Regions from separate parts of the Homo sapiens genome. Here region 2 is linked to region 1. A link is an interaction called in ENCODE POLR2A ChIA-PET data of the cell type or tissue named here. Cell type or tissue: MCF 10A. All regions are shown on one strand. Links, peaks and the distances in the headings refer to the core of each region. The heading gives the core; the rest is flanking DNA.

Region 1 (12,521 bases), core at 1,932-9,931:
CTAATTAAAAAAATATATATTATTATGTTTTGTAGAGATGGGGGTCTTACCATGTTGCCCAGGCTGGTCTTAAACTCCTGGGCTCAAGTGATCCTCCTGCCTTGGCCTCCCAAAGTGCTGGGATTATAGATGTGAGTCACTGCGCCTGGCCTCATGTGGCATATTTAAAAGAACACAATCACACAGTAAATGCCAAATTGGTGGTAGGGTGGATCGGGGTGGGAGTAGGAACAGAGGGCATGTTCCCTGGGAAGACATGTAGGCTCTGGTGTCAAACACACCTGCATTTGTATCTGGGCTCTGTCAATTTCTTGGGATTTTGGGAAAGATATTTCTCTAAGCCTCACTTTGTAAAATGTAATCTGTAAATGGAAATGCAAATAATACCTATCTCCCAGGGCTGTCGTGAGGATTAAACAGGAGAATGCATGTGAAGTACTTAGTTCAGTTCTGGCATCTAGTGAGTGTTCAATAAATGGTAGCTACATTTATGCTGCCGAGTTCAGGGAAGGGGAGGTCGGAGAGGGCTAGGTGGTTTCCTCATGAAGCCTTGCCATGAAGAACCTAGGAGCAGTAGAGGCAGTGATGAGGACAGTAGGAAACCCCACTCCTGAAAGTTGGTGGTGGGGGACACATAAGGGCCTGGTGGTCTCCATCAATGCCTGGGACCCTGGCTGCCTCTGGGGGTAGCTGGTGGTGCCAAGTTGCCCCAGTCTCTGGCTTCCTTGAATTTCAAGTCCTGTACTTTGAGCATCTGGGGCCCTAGGTAAATCTCAGCCCTTTGGGCCTATTTCCCTATCTGAGGGAAGTGGGTCCTACCACCCCAGTTTTGGCAAAGACAGACAGAAATGACTGTCAAATGTGTACTTTACATGGACAGAGGACCCCTGGGTTCTGGGCATGAGTATGGGGAAGAGGAGCAACTTCCGAACATGCAGGCTGTAGCTTCACCCGGGCCTTGAACTGCCTGCATCTCACAGACCACTGCATTGCATTAGGGCCTCCTGAGCTGGCCTGTGGCCGTGCCTGATGGGGCATTCCCCTCTCCAGCTCTGCCTGCATCAGCCCCTCTGTGGCTCCTCACATGTGCTCTAGGGATGGTCTGTTCCTTCCAAGCACAGATGGAGGATGCCCAGGCAGGTCACTCTGCCTTGGCAGCTTCCTTTGATGCAGATCTTGAGGTTTGCTCCTGCCTATGCTGGCAGCTGGACAGCTGATCCTGGATGGTGCTGGCTGAGCTGCATGGAGTTGAAGCCTCCAGCTCTACTGATATTTAGCATCAATACACTCCTTGGCCAGGGACAGAGTTTATCAAGAGTCAGGAAAACTAATTATGAGAATAATAAGAATAATATCCTATAATTCATTATTTGTAGTGCATTACTGTTTATGAAGAATTTTCCTATACACACTATTGCAACCCTCACAGCAGCGTGTTAAGGCAGGGGGTGTTATCTTCAGAGGAGATAGGCTCAGAGAGGTAAAGGAGTTTGCTGAAAGTCTCACAGCAGGGAAATTGCATAGAGGAGTTTTCTACCTCCTGTTGGCTAATTCTAACCTTAACCTATAGTGGTTGGGGGCAGATGGCTTTATCATTGGCATTCTCTGCTCTGGGGGAGACAAGTTCCCTATCCTTTGCTCCTTTGGGGAGGGAGTGGCTTCTTTATCTAGCCCCTCACCTGGCCTGGGCTCGGGACAGTTATTCCCACTGGGCAGTCCAGGTGCAATCTGTTTTTTTCCTGGGAGAAGACACCGCTGCTCTTTTTAATATTCCTGGAATCTCTGAAGTGCCGAGGAAAATGAAGCCCATTTCAGTTAAATTTTAAAAAATTGTTGAAGTGCTAGCCATGTGCCAGGGACTGTTCTAGACACTCAGCAGTGAACAGCACAAATTAAAGTCTCTGCCTGCATGGAGTTTCTATTGGAGTGGAGAAGACATCATATCTGAGATAAAGAAGTGACATGGTTTGACATGGTGGTAAGTGCTGACGAGACAAAAGGAAGCAGGGAAGAGCATATGAGATGCGGGGCCGGCGCAGGGTTGGATTTTGGGCAGGAAGGCCAGCGCAGGCCTCCGTGTCTTTTGAGCCCATGTGTGCTCACAAGGTCAGGGGCACTTTGCCATCCCTCAATCCTGTTTTGCAGACTTCCACCCTCCTCCACTGCCCCAGGAAGACCCCTACTGCCTGGATGATGCACCCCCCAACCTGGATTACTTGGTCCACATGCAGGGGGGCATCCTCTTTGTGTATGATAACAAGAAGATGCTGGAGCACCAGGAGCCGCACAGCCTACCCTACCCCGACCTGGAGACCTACACGGTGGACATGAGCCACATCCTGGCTCTCATCACCGATGGCCCCACGTAAGCTAGCTTCTCCGCGGCTGCCTGTCTTTGCACAGGTGCTGTTCTGTAGGAAGGAGATGAGAAAGGCCTCACCCCTCTGCCCTGGGGTCCCCTGTACTTAAAGCATCCCAGAAAGAGCGCGGTTTCTCCTTTCCTCAGTGCTTTGCGGGTTTCTGCAACAGTTTTCCTTCATAAGCTGGCATAGCCTTTGACTTGGTACTCCCTGTCCCCTCTTTTGTTTTTGAGGCACCATCTTGCTCTGTTGCCCAGGCTGGGGTGCAGTGGTGCGATCTTGGTTCACTGCAACCTCTGCCTCCTGGGTTGAAGTGATTCTCTTGCCTCAGCGTCCTGAGTAGCTGGGACTACAGGCACGTGCCACCATGGCTAATTTTTTATATTTTTAGTAGAGACAGGGGTTTTGCCATGTTGCCTAGGCTGGTCTCAAACTCCAGAGCTCAGGTAGTGCACCCAACTCAGCCTCCCAAAGTGCTGAGATTACAAGTGTAAGCCACTGTGACCGGCCTCCCTGTCCCTTCTGCGTGCATAGTGTGGAGCCTCTGCTTGCTGGTAGCTACCTGGGTGCCTCTGAATGGCTGTCATCCCTCTCCCCAGGCAGGACAGCAGCCTTGCAGAGAGTTACCAGCCCAGAGCATAACTATTTGGTGAGGAGTGATGAAGACATTGCTTCAGGCCTTGAGTTTTCTGGGTTTCTGGAGGGGAGCATGCAGGGAGCCTGGGGAACTTTGCTCATGGGCATGGTGCACCATGATGCTCGTGGGCTTGGCTCCAGCTAACCTGGTGGGCAGCCATCTTTCTGAATTTGGCCCCTCACTTCTTGGTGGGCACTTAGGCTGATCAGTAATACCTGGACTCTGTGAGCCTCAGAGTGGCTGTGCTGGGAGTGGGAGTCTGGGTGAGAGGAGGTGCTAGTCACTCCTGAGGACCTTCTCTCTTGTTTTCTGGGAATCTTGTGATGCCAGTCTCGAAAGTAGCATAGTGAGCCCAATGTGGATGGGCAGCATGATTCTTAGTCCTCCCTGATCTGAGGGCAGAACTAAGGCATGGGAAGGGCAGGGGCGGTTCCTCAGAGGCTGTCCTCAGCCAGGTGTGCAAGTAGTGGCTGTCCCATCTGGGAGGCTGTGAGGATCCTGCCTAGGGAGAGAGACTGAGTGAGATGGCCTTTAAACTCCCTTCCGACTCTGAGGCTGTCCTGTGCTCCGTCCACTCTGGGGCTTGTCTGGGCAGATGGATGACTGTGCTGTTGCAGTGCCGGCAGATGCTCTTATGGAAGTCTACGTGATTAGATGCCAAGGAAGCTGCTGTTTGTTTTGGGGGCCTGAGGAAGCAGGGTAGCGTGAATTGTGGTCGAAGGTTCCATGCGGCTGTGGATGCAGGTGTGTGGCTAGGCACCTAGGCTGTGTGTGGGCTGGCAGTTGGCCACAGCAGTGAGCACCCCCATCCCCAAAGGCCTTTGCTGGCTGATAAATCATGGGCCCCTTCTCTGAGTTGGTGGGAATCTGGGGGCATCAGTCCTTACAGAGATTTCTGTCTCGGTAACAAATATCCCTACAGTCCCAATCCACCCATGATGCAAAATATCCTCCTCTTGTCGTGAAGCCTCAGAGTTGAGAGATCCTTGGGCCGTGGCCATTAGGTCAGGGGGCTGGTTCCTCTGCAACCCAAGGTGGGCAGGTCATGCCTTATAGTTTGACTGTGTTATCAATCCTCTGGGCAACAAACTCCTTCTTCAAGGAATGACAAGTGGCTGAGGATAGAAAAGAGGAAGGAAAGGAGGAGATGAAGGAGGGAGACTTCCACTGAGCATCCACTCTGCTTGGACTCAGGCCCTTTCCCAGGCATAAACCAGTTTAACCCTTACTTCAGCCTTGGGTGTTACCACCTGATATTTACTCATGGGAAATGGAGGCTTGCGGTTAATTCCCTAAACACATAAACAAGAAGTCAAAACACCTGTATGAGGTCCCAGAGCTGGCCTGCTACTGCCCCATCTCCTGACTCTCCACTGACTTTATAGAGTCTGTGGATATGACTCAACAGTTCAGCAGGGTCTGTAGAAAGCCAGAACCTCCTCATTCCGCCCTGCTCCGTCCTGACCCTTCCAGCCAGGGTTGGCCCCTGCAGATGCTGGAGGCCTCCAAACTGGAGAGCTCGATGCGACTCAACTATGGTCTCTCCCCATCTCCAACTTGCAGGAAAACCTATTGTCACCGGCGACTGAACTTTCTGGAATCCAAGTTCAGCCTTCATGAGATGTTAAACGAAATGTCCGAGTTCAAAGAGTTGAAGAGTAACCCCCACCGGGACTTCTATAACGTGAGAAAGGTGCGTTAGGGGCGAGTGTTCACAGCTGCCTCACCCGGTCCCCCTCCCAGCCCATGGGATGCCCTGAGCCAGTCTGAGGCTTGTCCCCTGTGAGAACTTCAGGGCTCCTTGCTAAGGGCGGCCTTCGTGGCCAGAGGGGTATGAAGCATATGTGCAGAAGGAAGATGGGTGAGCTGCATTTGTGTCAGGCTGGGCCTCAGACAGCACTTGAATCACTCTAGGTGGAAACATTTGTCCGCATTGTATATCTGTTGGGATGTGCCCTCTTCCTTGGAAAATAGGGCACAGCCTATTAATTGGTCATAAAAGTTGAGCACAGCCTACTTTTAAGGTAGGGGATGTATTAGAGTCATCAAAGAAAGACACAGCTGTTAAGATCTCTTTGGTCCCCTCCTTGTGTCCATGTGTTCTCATTGTTCAGCTCCCTTATAAGTGAGAACATGCGGTGTTTGGTTTTCTCTTCCTGTGTTAGTTTGCTGAGGATGATGGCTTCCAGCTGGGCTTAATACCTAGGTGACGGGTTGATAGGTGCAGCAAACCACCATGGCACACGTTTACCTATGTAACAAACCTGCACATCCTGCACATGTATCCTGGAACTTAAAGCAAAATAAATAAGTGAATAAAATAAAATTTAAATTCCCTGAAAAAAAAAAAAGATCTCTCTGGAGATGGGAGTTTGTGGTTTTGCATCCTTCGGGATCATGTGGATTTAAAGAAAAGCCTCTGATATGCTCAGATCTCTGCCTCTCTTCTCCCACCAAGGGGATGGCAGCCTTGTCCGGGGCTCCTGGCAGTCTCCGCCTGCAGGGGCCGCAACTGCGGTAGGAGCGAAGGTTAAATGATCATGGCCCTAGCCTTTCCATTCTCTTTTGCTGAAGCGCTGTGCAGTGAGGCACAGGGTCAGTGCTAGGCAGGGGGTGTTTGATGGTGAGCAAGAGTCACTTCCTGTCAACCAGGTGGCTTTGAGGGAGAGGCCAGAACTGAGCTGACTTAGAGTGAGTAGGAGCTTGCCAGGCAGAGGGTGTGGTAGGGGAATGGAAGTGGTGGCATTCCAGGTAGAGGCACGTGATGTGCAAATGTCAGGAGGGAGGGATGGTATGAGAGAGTCGAGAGAGTCAGAACAGTGTGTTGACATAACTGCAAGCAGTGTGGTGTGGTTGGAGCTCAGGCATTGGGAGCGGGGAGCAGCGGGTTGTGGGGAGAGTAAGGCTGCAGAGATGTGGGGAGGTCCTGGATCATGCAGGGGCTGTGGGTTTCCCACAGAAGGCAGGGAGGTGGGCCGGGGTGTGGTGGCGAGCTGGGAGAGAAGCTCCTGGGGGAAGAGTCGGGATCAGGCTTTGCTTGGAGGAGGGATGGCTAAAGCTGGGTGGAGTCACAGTGGGGTTGCCATCTCCACAGGAGCTCTGTCCCAGCTGGGAACCTCTTGGGGACTTCTTCTTTTTGGGGTCAGCTTTGATAAGGGAGGGTAGGCCAGGGGAGGATGTGGCTCCTCTGGGAAAGCCCAGCTCCAGCCTCCCTGACCCCCTGGCTGGGAGCATATCAGCAATGCAGATGGAAGACCCTACCTGGAGGCCCTAAGACCACTTCTGTTACACGCCAGGGGTCCAACACAGACTCCCACTTGGATGGGATCAAGAGCTTTAAGAAGTGAGAGTTTGGCTTCAGCTCATGTGCCCTGAGAGGCTTACAGAAGTGTTTTGGGGATTTCCAGGCAGAAGTGAAAGGTGTTTTAGACACCACTTACGTGGGCACCCTGGCATTTTCACCTTCAAGCACCATTTGTTCCTTCTCTGTGAGGCTTAGGCGTTCAGACAGGTGGATGCCTCCATCACTGTGTGAACTCCTCTCAGCCCTGCCCAAAGAACTTCACACGCCTAGCACATGCCCAGGCCCGTGTTCAAAGAAACGCCTTGCCCAGCCCGATGCAGCCCTGCCCTGAGCATACGTGAATGCTCTGGGCTTACCTGCTTCCTGCTGCCTGGGGCCAAGGTGTCCTCACTGGCTGTGCTGGCACTGACACTGTTTTCTTCTAAGGTGGGGCCCCAGTGGGTGTTCCTGGGTCTACCAGCTGCCCTCTGGCCACAACATGAGAAACAGTCCTGGCGTGGGGCTAGGGTAACAAATCAGAGCCTATCCCCAGGGTTCTCCTGCAGTCTTGGGGTTAATGTTTTCTCTGGACAGAGATGACCTTGATATCTATGACCCAGTGGCCTGTTCTTAGGCACCACAGTCAGTCCATAAACATGGGCGCAGGTCTGCTATGAGTCAGGTCTGTGCCCGCCCCTGGGTGCTGCCTACTTGATAGCACTCTGTCTCTCTTTTTTTTTTTTGAGATGAAGTTTTGCTCTTGTTGCCCAGGCTGGAGTGCAGTGGTACAATCTCAGCTCACTGCAACCTCAGCCTCCTGGGTTCAAGTGATTCTCCTGCCTCAGCCTCCCGAGTAGCTGGGATTATAGGTGCCTGGCACCACTCCTGGCTAATTTTTGTATTTTTAGTAGAGATGGGGTTTTGCCATATTGCCCAGGCTGGCCCCGAACTCTCAGCCTCAGGTGATCTGCCTGCCTTGGCCTCCCAAAGTGCTGAGATTACAGGCGTGGGTCACCACACCTGGCCTTGATAGCACTCTCATAGCCTCTACTATGGGGAGGAGAGCTGCTTTCTAAAATCCAGAATGGGCTGGATGATGGCCTCCGTATGTCTAAAGTGGCTATTGGTGTCCCTGGGGCAGACAAGGGCTGTGGTCTGAGGCAGGAGCTGCGACGTGGCCGTGGATCTGTGTGGGTGGTATCTGTGAAGGCACCTGTCACACTACAGCAGGTGAAGGGCTGAGACACCCCGAGGCCCAGCCAGCAGGACTGTGTGACTGAGACACTTGTTTTCTATGCAGAAGCAAGACAGAAGAGCTGAGTGTGTTTGCTGCTTGGGAATTGGGTAGAAGTAGGTGACATCCACTGTGGTTTAAGTGTCATATTAAGAATAGCAAATAGGTTTTACCTTCTGTGCCAAACCTGACCAATTAGGGGCCACCCCTAAAGCTTAGTGAAAAGAGTGCTGTGTTCGATTATTGATGCCTGCCATGGGTATGGAAATGGTCAATGTTGGCTTAGGTCCCAGGTCTGGAAACTCTGCTCTTTCTTTACATCTGAGGTCTTAGGTGAACACGGGGAATGCACTTGGATCCTCTGGTGAACTGAAAACACTGACCTCCAATGACCTTCAATTATTTTGTTCCTAAAATAATCACCCTTGAGTTCTGAAGTTTGGATGGGGTGCTTCCTGGATTGTCCAGTTGTTTTCCTCATTTATCTTGTGACTCATGGGGGTAAGGACAGGCTGACCCCCCTGTGGTGTGTCATTGGTAAGCCAGAGGACAGGACCAGAAAGCCCAGAATCCGCTGAGTCATGCTGAGGTCATTGTACCAAGCTGTGTCCAGCTGAGCTGAGCCAGGCTGACCTTCTTTTGTGCATCCCACGTGAGCCCAGCCTCATCTCTGAGGAGCCTGGGCTTTGGGGATGTTTTAGTTTTCTGCTTTGCTTTGTTTCCCCAGTGTCCAGTGGTCTGTCTTTCTGGTAAGAATGGCAAGATTAATGGCAGGAAGGATGCTGATGAGTGAGTGCTGTGGCTAACGACATGGGCTGGCTGGCATAATGCTCACAGAGGTCCAGTGGATCAAATATCTGGTTTGGCATTACTTGGAGATGCTCAGCCAGCCGTGGACAGCATTCCCTGCCCTGAGGTCAGCCGCCTCCTCACCCCAGCCCGGGCTGAGCGCCCAGTCGGCCGCAGCAGTAGCTCCAGAGTGTGGTCTAATGGCTGTCAGCAGCCTGGCCTTGAGGCTGCTGTCGTCCTCCCCCGGAGCTCCCATAGGTCCCTTGTGCTCAGGGAGGGGGAGTCAGTTTACCCATAGTGACTTGAGGCCATCCCTCAGCTTAGCTGGGGCTTCATTTCCTTAGGGCTTGTGGTTGTCCTATGAGTGAAGCACAGTGAAAAGGCAGACTGGGGATGAGGGGTTGGGGAGATGGGTAGGATCCAGGCAATATTAGCAGAGCCCTCATCCTAAGATTAATGAAGAGGGTTCAGTAACAGAATCAAATTACATTTAAAGAATCCCTTCTAGCTTCTGTGTATGGAGAATGAATTGAACCAGAGCACAAGAAAAAGGAACAAGACCAGTTAGGAGGTCACTGTGAATTCAGGCCTGAGAACATGCAGGCTTGAACTCCCGTGGTGGCAGTGAGGTTGGAGAATATTGTATGGATTTGACATCCATTTGGAAGGTAGAACTGATGAGACTCACTGAGGGAAGGGAGTAGTAGGAAGGCCAAGGATGACTCCCAGTTTTTCAGCATGACCAGCTGGATTCAGGACACACCATTTCCTGGGATTCCAGAATCTGGGAGAAAATCAGGTTTGGGCTGGGGTCAGAGATGGAGAGTCCACTTTTGGATATATTAAATTTGAACTGCCTTTGGGTTATCCAGATAGAGATATCAAGAAGGCAATAGTATGTACAGTTCTGGAGCTTTTGGCTGGTGGCATAAATTTGGGAATTGGTATAAGGAAAATAATTAAATGCACAGAAATGGAACAGATCACCTTTGGAGAGAATTTATAGTGAGAGGACAAGAGGGCCCAGGACCAGGCATCAAGAAATTCCATTATTAAGAGGTCTGGTAGTGAGGATGAGCTGACTAAGGAGGCTGAAAAGGAGAGGACAGAGATGCAAGGGGTCGGTCTGGTATCACAGGACTTAGCATGATATAGAGGGCATGAGAAATCCCATGAGGTGTTTTGAGACCTTGCTGGGCTCCTTCTGCAAAGGTGCCTTCTGCAAAAAACTGCCTTTCCCTGGAATGTGGGGAGAAGTCTAAGCTGACTGTTCATTTCTGCTTCTTAGGATTTGCTCTAAGATCTTTGGCCTTGGGCCCCACAGCTTGAGTCCATATGTTGGCTTAGGGTCAGTAGAGCGGCTTCCAGTAGAGTGGCTTCTTCTTGGGACTTGGATGCCCTGGAGTTTGGGTGAGGTGTAACTAGTCAAGGAAGGGTGTGTTTGGAGGCTTGGCCTTTAGTGTCTGTTCTTTTCATTCATTCCCACTTGGAGGTTTGCTTTGGGAATGCTCTGAGGGTTCTGAGAGGGATCAATGGGAAGAGTGGGATTTGATGGGCCCTCAGGGTTATCACTAAAACTGTGAGAACCTGTCGTACCTGTTAATTTGTTCATTCATTCATCCATTGGTTCGACTTTGTACTAGGCTCTGGGGTAGGTGCTGAAGACTTAGAGGCATCAAACATGGCCCTTGTCCTTGAGGAGCTCCCAGTCTAGTGAAAGCGTAGACACACAAACGTTAGAGTGATCGGGACGGTCTGCACAACAATGGGATGCCTGTGCCAGGTTTTGAGGTTGGGCAAGGGAAAGAGCATTCAGTTGTGCTTGGAGGAACAAGGTTGGCTCCCAAATGGAGGAGGTTGTGGGAAATTTCTAGGTGGATGAGATGGTGGAGAGAAAGGAGGGCATTCCAGACTGAAGAAACACGTGGGCAAAGGGATGCAGTGTACTGTACCTTGGTGTGTGGTGTACCCGTAAGTGGTTTGTCACGGCTGCAGCACAGAATGGGGCAGTGGCAAGGCGAGAGTTAAGGCTTGAAATAAGCCTTGAATCTCAGGCCAAGGTGCTTGGGCTTTATCTTGAGACTGATGGGCCCATAGGTCATTTGTTAACTGGGGAATGGCCTGATCCAATCTGCATTTTAAAAAGATTTCCTGGTGCTGTAAGGAGGTGGAATGCGCAGCAAGGCTGAAAGGGAGGGATACCAGTTCCGAAGTCTGGAGGAGAAATGGGGGGTGGGATCCAGACACTGGTGGGGCTGCCCGGATGGCCCATGAGGTGCTGGGGTTCTGTGCACATTGAGGGTTGGATGTCTTAACTCTTGTTGCTAGGGGAGGTGGCCTGACTCAGGGCCTGGTGGGCGCTGTGTTCCAGGTGGACACACACATCCATGCGGCCGCCTGCATGAACCAAAAGCATCTGCTGCGCTTCATCAAGCACACATACCAGACGGAGCCTGACAGGACTGTGGCAGAGAAGCGGGGCCGGAAGATCACCCTGCGGCAGGTGTTTGACGGCCTGCACATGGACCCCTACGACCTCACTGTGGACTCACTGGATGTCCACGCGGTGAGTGAGCTTCTGCTCCAGTGCCGCCAGCAGACAGCAGCCCTGGCTGGGGACTCAGCCCCCTGGAAAGCCACCATGATTGTGCTTGCCGGGAGGTGCTACGGAAGCAGCTTTCTCTTCTATCTGACTGAGAGGTCATGCGGCCTCAGAGAATAACAGGTCTGGGGCAGCCATGGGACAGGGAAAGAGGGTGTGTGGCTTGGGGCCTGACAGGTCTAAGCACTAATCCCACTCCTGCCACTTAGGAGTTTTGTGCCCTTAGGCAACTCACAGAAGCCTTTATTTCCTTGCCTATAAAATGGTGACAGCCATGTGCCTTATTAACTTAAAAAAATATTAAAACACTAAATGATGGTGTAACTGCTATGGAAAACAGTATGGTAGTTCCTAAAAAAGTTAAGTATAGAATTACCTATGCCTCAGCAATTCATTTCTAGGTATATACCCAAAAGAACTGAAAGCAGGAACTTGAACAGATACTCACATACCAATGTTCATAGCAGTATTATTCATAGCAGCCAACAGATAGAAACAGCCGGTGTTCATCAACAGATGAATGGGTAAACAAAATGTGGTATATCCATACAACGGAATATCATTCAGCCATAAAAGGGAGTCAAGTACTGTACATGCAACAACCATGAATGGATTTTTCAAAAGATTATACTAAATCGAAGCCAGACACAAAAGGACAAATATCATATGATTCCACTGATATAAGGTCCCTAGAATAGGCAAATTCATAGAAACAGAAAGGAGAGTAGAAGCTACCAGGGGCTGGGGAGAGGAAGGTATGGGAAGTTAGTGTTTAGTGGGTATAGAGTTTGTTTGGGATGATAAAAAAGTTCTGGAAATGGTTAGTGGTGATGGTTGCACAACAATGTCAATGTACTTAAAGCCACTGGAACTGTATGGTTAAAAATGGTTGAAATGGTAAACGTTGTGTTGTACATGCTTTATTAGAACAAAAAAAACTTTTGTTAAACAAAACATTGAATGATATAATGTGGAGAAAGTGCTTTACAAAATGTGAGTAGTGATAGGGAATGTTCTATTATTCAGTGGTGCAGCCTCTCTGCTCACTAAGTCAGCCATGTCCTGAGCCGAGCTGTGGTAACTTGCAGGTGGGGCCTCTGCTGTTCCTTCACAGGGGGCCTTGCCAAAGGATCCCAAGCTGACCGAGTGAGGATCCATGGTCCTGGTGCTCAGGAGTTTCTAAGGTTTCATGCAAGAATTGACATAGAAGATGTCTTTCGGTGTGGCCATACAGAAGGCCGCCTCGTAAAGGTCTAGAGAGGGGAACGTGCATGGTGGCTGCAGAACGATGCGTTGATTGGTGTGGTCTCCCCCCTCAGGGCCGGCAGACATTCCACCGCTTTGACAAGTTCAACTCCAAATACAACCCTGTGGGGGCCAGTGAGCTGCGTGACCTGTATTTGAAAACTGAAAACTATCTGGGAGGAGAGTACTTTGCTCGGATGGTCAAGGTGAGTGAACCCTCAGTCTCTCTGAGGCCTCTCAGGTGCCTCCCAACATCTGCCTTCAGAGAGTGGGGGCCCTGTGTGCCCCTGGCCCCTTCCCCTCCCTCTGTGTACCATCAGCTCAGGGAAGGGTGAGGTGCCCAGGTGCCCAGTGCTGTGGTCTGGCTGCCT
Region 2 (12,521 bases), core at 2,829-10,828, 100 kb after region 1:
GCATCTTTAAGACTAAGCTCAAATGCCTTCTCCTCTGTGAAACCTTTGCTGGTGTTCTCCCCTCCCCCACACCCTCTGGTTAAAGTTGATCTCTCCTTTTTTTTTTTTTTTCCTTGAGACAGGGTCCCGCTCTGTCACTCAGGCTGGAGTGCAGTGGCATGATCTGGGCACACTGCAACCTCCACCTCCCAGGTTCAAGCGATTCTCCTGCCTCAGCCTCCCAAGTAGCTGAGATTACAGGCGTGCACCATCACGCCTGGCTAATATTTGCATTTTTAGTAGAAATGGGGTTTCACCATGTTGGCCAGGCTGGTCTCGAACTCCTGGCCTCAAGTGATCCACCTGCCTCGGCCTCCCAAAGTGCTGGGGTTACAGGCATGAGCCACCGCACCTGGCCCTCTCTCTCCCTTTATGCTGCCACCGCACCTCTGTGACAGCATGACTCACAGGGAGGCATTGATGTATGTTTTAGATACCTGCATATGACTGTCATCACAGGAAGAAGGACTGTGTTTGGGTCAGAATAGTGCCTGGCATACAGTAGGTGCCTTTAAGTGCCTGTCAAGTTGCATCGGTTTCACTATGACTTATCCAGTCCCTACTAGGAATGTTGTAAAAGGCACAAGTCCTCTCTGTAAATGGTTATTTCCTGAGAACCCAGTGTTTGGGTTGGACTAAACGAATCTGTAATCATGGCTATAAACTGGAGCTGAGCACAGCCTGTGCCCACCCTAGGGATTTCTGGCCCGAAGGCTCATGGATCTTGGCATCTGTCCCCTGCCTGAAATCCTATGTGCTTTCTTTCTGGGATGATTCATGAAAATGAGGCTCATTATTCTCACACGTGCACCAGGTCAAAAATGTTTGTCATTGTGCTCAGCTCTCAGTAATGTGAAGAACTATTTAGTCAAAATATATTTTTGGACAGGCAGGTATATTAGATTCAACTTTTCCCACATGGTAAACAATATTTGAAAGTGGCTACTATCCTTTGTGATCGGCATATCTTCTTGGGCTCAGCAATATTTCCAAGTCACCCCCACTGCCATGGTTCCCTCTGACAAGCCCAGCCCAGGGAACCCAAGCTTCCTTACTCCGTGTTACTCAGTTCTAGATACCTGGGGTCCGCCACAAGTTTATTGGGGTGGGTGGCGGGAGGGAGGAATTCACTCCAAGATACCATCAGCAAAGGGGAGTTGCTTACTGTACAAATTTAGTGTCCTGTGAAATCTTTAAGGAATTTACCCTGGGTGCTTCAAGAGTATAGAAACATGGTTATTTTTAGAGATTCAGAGTTAAAATTGCTCTGTGATACATTAACATAATAACCCCTTTTTGACACTAACCCTGTGCATCATCTACATCCTGGTTTTGCTGATCGCTCTGTGAACGGTTCCACACACACCCTGTCTCTCACCCCGACTCTGTTCTCCACTCCATGCCCAACCGGTCACCATGCTCTTTCAAAAATAGCTCTTAAATTCATCCTCTTCTCTATGGTCACACTGAACTTCGTTTTGTTCTTCCAGTTGGGCGGTCTATTAAAAGGGTAAGGGCATGTGCTCTGCTATCTACCAGCTGTGTAACCTCAGGCAAGTGACGATTTCTCTGAGCTTCAGTTTCCTCATCTATAAAACAGAGATATTAATAGTACACCTACCTCATGGAATTACTGTGAGGATTAACTGAGATTATTAATACAAAGCAATTAGCAAAGCACTTGGCATACAGCGAGGTGCAGCAAATAGTTAACAGTAATTACCATTGTCATCAGTGCAGTAGTTAACAGTAATTACCATTGTCATCAGTGCAGTAAATAGTTAACAGTAATTACCATTGTCATCAGTGCTGTAAATAGTCAACAGTAATTACCATTGTCATCGTTATCATTATCATCATTCCTTGAATACTCCATACTTTGTCACATGGACAAAGCCTGGAATGTTGTTAACCTCCTGTTCACCTAGTTGATTATGTACCCTTTAGATTTTTACTTTAAAAGTAAGTTCCTAGAGGGAAACTTTTTTTTTTTTGTTTTTTGAGACAGGGTCTGGTTCTGTCGCTCAGGCTCCAGGCTGCAGTGCAGTGGTGCAATCTCAGCTCACTGAAACTTCTCCCGGCTGGGGTCAAGCCATCCTCCCACCTCAGCCTCCTGAGTAGCTGGGACTACAGGTGGACGCCACCACGCCTGGCTAATTTTTATATTTTTTGTAGAGATGGGGCTTTCGTTATATTGCCCAGGCTGGTCTTCAACTCTTGAGCTCAAGTCATCCACTTGCCTTGGCCTCCCAAAGTGCTGGGGTTACAGGCGTGAGCCACTGCCCAGCCAAGGGGAATCATTTTCTAAGCTCTCTCTTCCCCCCACTTCCCCAGTTCCCCCAACCTTACACCAAAATCAGGTTAGGTGCTCATTTTCTGTGCATCATTCCCTTAGCAACCTACACTTCCTTACGATCCCACCCATCATGTTGTATTATAATAGGCTGCTTCCCATCTGTCTTTCCCGCTAGACTGCAAGCTCCTTGAGTACATTCTATGTGCCTGGCCCTTGGTGATTAATTGCTGAAGGAATGAAAGAACAAAAGACTACAATTACATAGCCATTTCTACTTGTGGAACTGCTCTTGAGCTTTGTTTTCTCTTCATCTTCAGGACTAACTTTAAATATCACTCTCCACCCATATGTTTAAGTCTACAGGTTTCTAGGCCCTTGGTGAGTGAAGAGCAGTTCATTACGAAATGACCTCCAAGAACAAGGCTCAGCATTCTCTGAAATCTCATGAAGCAGTGTAACCAGCTCTCAAGTATCTTCCTGTGAACTAGCCACAGGGTATTTGATCTTATCCTTTGCTTAGCCAGTGCCCTTCCTGCTTTGTCACTGTATGCTTAGGAAAGGTGAAATCATTTTAACACAAAGCTGAATACAACAGTCTCCAAAGCAATGTATATTAAACTATAACACATTATTTCTCTTTCACGATATGGATAGGGCAGTTAGAATTGACTGTATTTGTGTATAGGACAGAAGATACGAATTCACTTTTACTCATATATTGTCTCATTGTTAGTCTGTTGGGAATCAAGTAAATTTTCCACTTTATATTTATTTATTTATTTATTTGTATTTTTAGTAGAGACAGGGTTTCACCATCTTGGCCAGGCGGTCTTGAACTCCTGACCTCATGAACCACCCGCCTCAGCCTCCCAAACTGCTGGGATCACAGGTGTGAGCCACCGTGCCTGGCCATGTTTCCAGTTTTAAATGGAAATCACTTAACATCTTTGAGAAATCCAGAAGGGGAAGCTGTTGTTCATCCTGAACCCCTCTTCCTCTAAAGATGCCCTCACCTCTTTGCAACCATTCTTACATGGGTATATTCCCAACTGGCGAGTCAGCCCCAGTGTGCTTGACTTGCCTTAATCCCCACTCTGTCCATATCTCTCCAGGTTCTATAAAGCACTGGAAAGGTGATGCCACTATTGATCGTCACCCATTGACACTCCTAATTTGGGGCTGCTGCTTATTGTCTCCAATTTTGTACCTCAGTTTCCCTTACCAAGGATAATTCATGTTTTCATGATCCCCACTGCCTTGGACAGAAGTGCTCAACTGGCCTGGCATAAGTTCTACAGAGTTCAGGCCCTCTCTGTCATGATTAAGAGTCTGTTGAAGAGATCTTCTGCCTTGAGTGGCTCTGCAGGCCTAGAGTTGGGAAAGGGGCTAGAGTTGAGGGTTCTCTGAAGTAGGGATCTGTGCACCCAAAGGGAAGGTTGGCAGGGAGAATTTTAGTGGGTTTCTCAGTCAGAGCATGAGGTGACCATTTCTGGAGAGATTCAGAGACCCTGGATGAGGTACTATGACTCTAGGGACTTGGTAAGTTTCTGTAAACTCGGTTACTTCCATGTGGTGGTGGTTGTGTTGCCTCTTGACAATTTCCCTGTAGTGATCAAGAAAAGACAGAGAGAGAGACCCCAAGAGACCCTCTATAACACGAAGGACCTGTGAGCTTATGGGGGTGAGGTGGCAAAGAGACGAAATGCTGGGCAAACTTCAAGACTAACAAATCACTGGGTGATAAGCTGGTGGCTATACAGAATGACAGATGTAGGAGGCAGGCTGAGTCTGGAGATGGGAGCTTGTCTGTACTGAAAAGGGTCCCAACATACAGGTTCCCTGCCAGATAGCAAAACTTTTCTAACAGCAAAGAAAAACAAAGGACTAAAGCTGTCTTGAGGCAAGGAAGAAGGAAGAATAAGGTATATGTTTTACCAAGTGAGAAAAGACACAAGGGGAAAATTCTGAGAGGCAGCAGGTGTGATCCAGATGTTTTTCAGCAAGCAAATGAAAGAATTTGAAAAGTAAGCTATAAAATCCTCTGAGTGCATAGAAACAGCCTGCCTTACTCTGGCTGAGGATGAAAAGATCTGCAAATTGCATAGATGCCTAGAAAATCACAGAAACTGCTGGCTGCTAATCCAATATGCATTTTCCTTCCTACTTCCTAACAGCAACATGATTCTGTTCAGGAATTTACTCTTCTTCATGGAGTCATTTTGCTTTATGGGAAGCTGACCCTCTCACCAACCCCAGGGAATAGTTTAATCCCATAATGACAATCCCTTTCCCAAAGTGATTCTTTTAGAAAGGGACTTCCTTCCAGATTTGTCAATGAGATAATAGAGAAGACTGGTGAAAGGCTTCTGGGTTTATTCCTAAGAAAGGAACATGGCAAGAAACAGTCCCTTTCTTCCTCTAGGTATTGTCCTGTCTGGAGGGGATCCCAGGAACTACCAGCCATTTGCCACAATCCTGATGATGAAGTTAACATACAATGTGGCCAGAGGCAAGGAAGTTGTAGACTCGCTGAGCTAGAGCCCTGCTGTGCCATACCAGGAGCAGCTCTACCTCTGGACTTAATTAAGTCCCATTGAGTTGGGGCTTTATTTTGTCTGTAGCCCAAGGAATCCCAATTGGCAGAGAAGGCTCCAGCCTTCTCTGGGCTCTCTAAGATTGGGTACACTTGGCCTCACTCAGGGCATCTTCCTGGTTCAAGAATTTTGCAAACAGGTTCTGAAATCTTTGTGGGTTTCAGACTCCCATTCATTTCCCTTAAAACTTAATTTGCTTTCCACTGCATTTTGGGGATAAAAATGGGAGGAAGGAAAGTAAAATGGGGAAAATTTCCTGAGAGATCCCTGAAGCCAAGAGGAAAATCGACAAACTTACTTTTCCAAAAGTGCAGGCAGTGCTGAAGTGACAGGTAGGCTGCCTTTCCCATTGGGTGATTCCGACTGAGTGAAAAACAGAAGACAGAGAATTGAGGATGCGCTATGGAAGGAAGAAGCCAGAGCTGCTGGATTTCTGATGATGCTGGGAGCGGGGCTGCTGCTTCTCCTCTTTCCTCCATGCCCCCACTTTCCAATCTTCATCTGAGCCCAGGACTTGGCCCTTTCCCTCAGGCCTTCCCTGTCCTCCTTTCCTCTAGGGCACATGCAGCTTCCTCCTTTTCCTTCACCTCTGCTAAGTTTCCTTAAGTGAAGAGGAAAGTTTACATCTTGAGGCTCCATTCTGGAGAGGAGCCATCAGTTTTTCTCTGTCCCGTTTAGCAACTGTGACTGAACACCAGTGGGCCTCCTACAAATGCAGGTCTCAGGCTCCTTACAATAGATTCACACAAGCCCATCACTGTCCCTAGAGACATAGCTCCAGGTACAATTCTCAGGAGATGCAAATCACTACTGAAAGCTCAAACCATCAGAAATTTCTTTACAATACGTTCCCCAGGATTTCCAGGTTGTGTTGTTGCAATGGATTTGGTTTAAGTAATGGTTCTCAATGTTGGCTGCACATTAGAATCACCTGGGGGAGGTTTTAAAAAAGTATCGATCCACTCCAGAATCTTGGTGTGGGGCCTGGGGGAATAATGGTTTAAAAGTACCCTGTGTGGTTTTTAATCTATGGCCCTGATTGCCAACCCCTAGTCTAAAGGAATATATATTTGGAAAATAAATTTATGCTTTTAGGCAAAGTATGGGAAATAGATCTGTTAAAATACACTAACCAGTCCTCTCCAACATTCTTAAACATTTTTTTCAGGTTGTTTTATTTTAGTGGGTAATTTGGGAATTTAGGTTGATTTCATAGACGACTGAAATGCTTGAGGCAGGAAGCAGTGAATACCACTCATTGGTATTACATAGAGCTTGAATTTCCAGTTGCTTACACAATCAGATTGTTTCCTTATAGGGTAGTGCTAGTCATAGGCAGGGGATAGAGAAACCACTGAAGAAAGAATTAGAGAGAATTAGCCAGATGCACAAAGGCCTGGGATACAGAAAATATTTTGTTATATCCAAACGTCTTTGTCTAAAAGAAATGGAAATGTATTTTTCCTGATTATTACCAATACATTCTTATTATAGAAATATAAAAAGGCATCAGGAAGAAAATAAAAATGAACTATTTTACCATTGCCTAGAGATAACCATTATTAGCTGTTTCACATATCTTCTACCAGAAATTTCTATGTCTACACACAGAAACACACTCTTTTAAAAAGTACAAAACAGAATTATACTGTTTATACACTAGGTTTTGTATATTCTATTTTACTTGCTTTTGATTCATAATAAATTATGGATAATTCTACAGAAACCCCTTATAGGAATATCCATTTGCTTAACCAATCTCTTATTAGTGAACATGGAGTTGTTTCCCACTTTTCATTATTATGAACAATGCTACAATGAACTGAGGCAGGAGAACAATGGGTTGAAGAACTCAGGCTGTGGAATCAGAGAACCTAGGGTTCAAAGCTGTTCTACCACCTATCACACATTACAAACTTCAGCTACTTAAGCCCACTGCAGAGTAGAAAAAAATTGTAACCACCTTGGCAGATTGTGGTGTAAGCACAAAAAGAGTTATCATTTGCAAAGAACGCTGAGCTGCCAACACCATGCTGAGGGCAGTGGGACTTCCCAGAGTAGTAGAATACATGCAGCCTGGTGTATATTGAGTTTTTGAGCCTATCACTCAGATTCTATTCTGGAAATTTCCTCTCCTTGTTGACCCTGCCCCCATTTGGTCACCCTCCCTGCCCTAGGACTGAGTACGAAGGAAAGGTTATTCTACTATTCTGTGCTGGGAGGCAGACATCGTCATACTTACCAAGGCTGGTAAGGAGGGAATGGATGATGAGCTGGGAGTTTGGCCAGGCAGATTCAGGGCATTAAACTTAGGAACCACAGCAACGCTGACCCTCCGGCGAGGCATATTCTGCAGGAAGAGAAGTGACCAGGCTCACTGTCTTGGAGGTAGCAATAGCCATAGTTCAGAAGGGCTGGGAAAAAGCCTCCTCATTTCTAATGCTGTAATGGCATTCACTGGATATTTTGGTTTTGCAGTAGCAATGATAGAATTGGTGTGGAGAGAGTGGCCAAAGTTGACCCAAATTTTCTGTTGTTGGTGAGTGAACGCTCAATCTGTTCTATTTTAGCTTATGAGATCTTGGAGATACAGAATGGAAATGACCCCACAGTCTCTGGGTAACACCCTGGAGACTGTATTCAAGCTGCCTGTAGCAATATGAAGGCTTATGATCACTTCATGTTCATTTAAGGGATGTATACATAGTTAAGGAAACCATGAGCAAGAAAGGTAAGATGTCAGAGGCTAAACTTGAGAGTGTGGAAAGCCGAATAGAAACTCTGTTCAGAGATTCTCTGGCATCCATGGATCCCAGAATGAATGATTGTTTGGGTGACCATGGAAACTTCTGTCATACTCCTTCCAGGAGCCCTGGTATTCCTTGAACATGCATACCTTTCCCAGCGTGAGGGACATGGACCGTGCCGTGCGAGGGACCCCATCTTCTGCAGCAGGAGGGAGCAGAGAAGAGAACACAGGTAAGTTTCAGGCTAGGCACCAGCAGGAAACAGAAACTAGGCTATCGTATCCATGGGCCAGAACTGGCCCTCAAGGGATAGCCCAAGGGTCTGGGTGTTGGGGACACTGAGTTTGGCACTTCATCCTTTGAGATGGGGCTGCAGAGTGGGGGCTTTTTTTGGACAAAACCTTTATCCTAACTCCCCTTCTCACTATAGGAAGCCCCAGTCTTGGACCTCTGATCTTTATCTGACCCCACTAAACACGCTCTGCATAACACCCTAGATAGTGTATGAAAACTACTCAGCAACACGAAGACTTATTGGGTTATTTCATGCTCGTTCAAGGATGTACAGTCAGAGAAACTATGAGCAAGGAAGGTGTGGTGCCAGTAAATAATGAAAACTTGCTAACAGAAGTAGTTTCAATATGTTACCTACCAAATGACTCAGAGCAAAGGAAGCTACCACCCCAGGATTTTCTTCTCCTTACTACATACATTAAGTGATATAACTCACGTAATATGTTTAGCTTCATACCTGGATAATCCTACCACCAGGAAACACCTGAGTATGTGCAGAGAAAGGTATTTGCTAGTTCAATTCAATTTGATTCAGTTTAACCAATATCATTTAGCCTGCATATCTCTCTCTTTCATATCCATATATTTTTGGTGAGTCTCTTGAAAAGCACATAGCCGTATGTGTTTTTTCAAAAAAAAATTTTTTTTTCTTTTGAGACAGTCTCACTCTGTCACGTAGGCTGGAGTGCAGTGGCACGATCTTGGTTCACTGCAACCTCCGGCTCCTGGGTTCATGTGATTCTCGTGCCTCAGCCTCCCAAGTAGCTGGGATTACAGATGTGTGCCACCACACCTGGTTAATTTTTTTATTTTTAGTAGAAACAGGGTTTCGCCATGTTGGCCAGGCTGGTCTCCAACTCCTGAGCTTAAAGTATCTACCCGCCTCGGCCGCCCAAGGTGCTAGAATTACAGGCATGAACCACCACACCTGGCCTGTTTTTTTCATAATCTAATCTGAGATTCTCTATTAACCAATAGATTTATACTAGTTATAGTTCTTGTGATTAATATATTTGTATTTATTTCTACCATGTAATTTTATATTTTCTATTTATTTTGTTTTATTCATTGACTTTTTCTACCCCTCCTCCCACCTGACACTTTTGTTTGGAAATTATACATTCTATTTTTAACCTTTAGCATGTCCTCTTAACTTTTGAACATACTGACTTTAAATTTAAAATTAAACAAGCTCTCTATTCTTTTCTTGAATAAATCTTAAAATAATAACCCTCCCTCTTAATTATATTGCTTTCCAGGATTTTTATTTCACCTTGTGTTTGTATTCTTAAATTATTCATTATGTTTGTTGATTTCTACAGAGAGTGCTTATTTAGATTTACCCACGTTTACAAATGTCTTTGTTGACTATTCTTTCTTGTATCCTACTTGTTTCTTTTGAGCTCAATTTTTTTTAACTTTTATTTTAGGTTCAGGGTACATGTGCAGGTGCATTACATAAACTTGTCATGAAGATTTGTTGTACAGATTATTTCGTCACCCAGGTATTAAGCCTAGTAGACAGCATTGATTTTTTCTGCTCCTCTCCCTCCTCCTACTTTCCACCCTCAAGTAGGCCTTGGTACCTGTTGTTCCCTTGTTTATGGCCATATGTACTCAATGTCTAGCTCCCACTTCTTAGTGAGAACATGCAGTATTTGGTTTTCTCTTCCTGTGTTAGTTTGCTAAGGATAAGGACCTCCAGCCCCACGCATGTTCCTGCAAAAGAGGTGATCTCATTCTTTTTTATGGCTGCATAGTATTCCATGGTGTATATGTACCACATTTTTCTTTATCCAATATGTCATTGATGAGCATTTAGGTTGATTCCATGTCTTTGCTATTGTGAAAAGTGCTGCAATGAACATTTGTGAGCATGTGTTTGAGTTCAATTTCAATCTTCCTTAGGTACATCCTCTAGTTGTTCTTTCAGCGAGGGTCTATGAGAGGTAAACTTTCTCAATTGTCTCCAAATAGTCTTTACCAAGCCCTCAATCTTGCATGGTATCTTAGCCATCTGTGTTATCTCTAGATTGACAGTTATTTTCTCTTAGTTCTTTTAAGAAATTATTCCATTGGCTTCTTCTATTATTGCCATTGAGAATTGTCATTCCTTTGTAAGTAATCTTCTCTTTGATGACTTTTAAGATCTTCCCTTTGTCTTTACTGTTCTGCAGTTTCTCTTTGGTGTGTTTTTATTTTTCCTGCTTGGAATTCACGTATTTTCTGAATCCAATGATTGATGACTTTCCTTAGTTCTAGAAAATCCTTAGCCATTCTTTCTTGGCATATTTTCTCTCCTTGGTTTTCCCCTTAAGGATGGCCTAATAAATGTATTTGGGACTTTCTCATTCTGCATTCTATATCCCATATCTCAATGCTTCTTTCATAATTTTAATCAATTTATTTCTCTGAACTATACATTGGGTAACTTCCTCAAACCTATCTTCAAGTTAACTAATTTTTCTTCAACTGTGCCCAATTTGATTTAAATGTTATAATCAATCAGGATAAGCTAGGTTATACTAGTTTAATAGCATAGTAATAATAAGCAACTCCAAAGTATTAGTGGCTGATAACAAGGAAGATGTGATTTGCTTATGCTACATGCTCATTTACTTCCAAGTCTGCAGCAAGCTTGGTTCTCTGTTTCCTCACTCTGGACTCAGCCTAATACTGGCCTTCTACTATTCTGGAGCAATGATGGTTATCATGTTAGGAGGAAGAAACAGGGCAAACTGCATTCTAGTTCTTAGAGGCCTAGGTTCAGATGTGACATGTCCTTCTACTCATATTTCATTCACCAAAGCAAATCCCATGGCCTTGCCTTGTGACTTCAAGGGGATGGGTAAATGTGCCCAGAAGAAGGAGATCTGGAATAATGAAGAATAGCCTCAAATATAGTAACTACCACATCTAAACTCTTGAGTTTTTGATTTCTGTGACTTTATTCCTCATTTTGAGGAGTTCTATTTTATTCTTCTTTGATAACTGTATTCTTTTACTCTGTTTTTGATCCATTATTTTATGTCTCCAATAATTTTTGTTTAAGTTAGAGACGGTCTCACTCTGTCATCCAGAATGAAGTGCAGTGGCATGATCACAGCTCACTGAAGCCTTGACTTCCTGGGCTCAAGCGATCCTCCCACCTTAGCCTCCTGATAAGCTAGAACTACAGGTGCCCACCACCACATCTGACTAATTGCTTTTTATTTTTATTTTTTGTGGAGATAGGGTCTCACTTTGTTGCCCAGGCTGGTCTCACTTTGTTGCCCAGGCTGGTCTCAACCTCCTGGCCTCAAGCGATCCTTTCACCTTGGCCTCCCAAAGTGTTAGGATTACAGACGTGAGCCACTGTACCCAGCTACCTGTAACAATTTTAAGCTTATCTTAAAAAAATTGTCAGATCATTTTATTTTCCGAGGTTCTTAGGATATAATCCTATTGTTTTGTGTAACTGATGACTTTTGTTCATGATGAATTGTTTTCTTGTGTATTTTATAATTTTAAGTTGTGAAGTCATCTTCAGTGAGGCTTTATTAGAGGAATCCTGTGTGTCCAGATGCAGGGTCTGTCTCTCCAGAGTACTTTTCTGCTTATTTCTAACATATCTTAGAAGCACCATCTTGCTGTTCTTTTCAAATCCTCTGCATATTGCATCATCACTGCTGTCACTTTGTGAGCACGTACTTTCCCTATGAGGAAGGAGAAAGTGTTTTTTCCTACTACAGTCCAGGGTGAAACAAATTTCCTTGTTTCTCTGCTGGTTGGTGATTATTATTTTTCCTTATCCAAATTCCATCTGAGGATATAGTCCTTGGACGCCCTTAACTTTCTGTGGGAATCTGTGTCAACTCTCTACCATAGGTGTTCCAGGCCTTGTCTCAGACCACAGGCAAGTGCAAAAGCTCAGCTCCCAGATAACCAAGGCTGACACTTGTCCCTAAGGAAGCTGCAGGGTCAGCTTGGTTTCAGTTCTCTTTTCTTTTCTTGTATCTGGGTATTTCAATTTATTTTCTTGTGGATTCAGCTATTTAGACAAAGGTTTGCTTTATTTTGTCCAGCAGCAATTTCTAAGTGCTTGTGGTCAAAAGATTTTCAAGTTTTCCAGTCAGCCAAAATAGCAGAACCAGAAAATATTCTTTACATGTGAAGAGTTCATATAAATTAGTAAACTACCAAGCTTACAAGTGGCAAAGGTCATAAATACAGAATTTTTAAAAGCAGAAATACAAATGTTCCATAAACATTTGGAAAGGCCAAGAAATACAATTAAAACAATAAGACAAGACACAATTGTGGCCTATCAAAGTCATGGATATTTACAAAAAGAAAGAACAAGAATTGTGTCAATGGCACGGTGAATTGAGTATTGTAACCCATTCAGTGAAAACATAAATGGGTTATTTGAAAATAATTTGCTTTAAGAGCCTTAAAAAATTTATTTCCCCTGAGCTAGTATTCATACTTCTAGAAATCTACACTAAGGAAATAATCTAAAATGCAGATAATTGGTAAATTTCATATTCAGAAAGAAACATGTTATTTTTA

What was found. Peaks named below come from ENCODE experiments on the same cell type or tissue, not always from the same donor. Only the 100,000 strongest peaks of a DNase experiment are listed, where the experiment ranks them.
Region 2: POLR2A ChIA-PET joins it to region 1 with 5 read pairs; 2 of 35 experiments call an interaction of 5 or more read pairs at or near these places.

What each region holds. Positions count from the first base shown.
Region 1 is chr11:10,482,675-10,495,195 of GRCh38, forward strand. It overlaps AMPD3 (adenosine monophosphate deaminase 3), which reads left to right. Exons shown (of 15, transcript NM_001025389.2): 5 at 2,146-2,365; 6 at 4,561-4,690; 7 at 10,675-10,869; 8 at 12,225-12,356. Among named protein-coding and RNA genes, the nearest start is that of MIR4485, 19 kb to the right of the region's middle. RefSeq lists an enhancer at 5,365-6,269. In MCF 10A, for the core only: no CTCF peak of the experiment used is centred there; DNase peaks (open chromatin) are centred at 5,707, 6,647 and 8,087.
Region 2 is chr11:10,586,321-10,598,841 of GRCh38, forward strand. It overlaps IRAG1 (inositol 1,4,5-triphosphate receptor associated 1), which reads right to left. Exons shown (of 21, transcript NM_130385.4): 16 at 7,826-7,875; 17 at 7,172-7,279; 18 at 5,228-5,292. IRAG1-AS1 (IRAG1 antisense RNA 1) reads left to right here. Exons shown (of 4, transcript NR_046375.1): 2 at 2,692-2,830; 3 at 7,797-7,908. Among named protein-coding and RNA genes, the nearest start is that of LYVE1, 24 kb to the left of the region's middle. RefSeq lists an enhancer at 7,279-8,478. In MCF 10A, for the core only: no CTCF peak of the experiment used is centred there; a DNase peak (open chromatin) is centred at 6,221.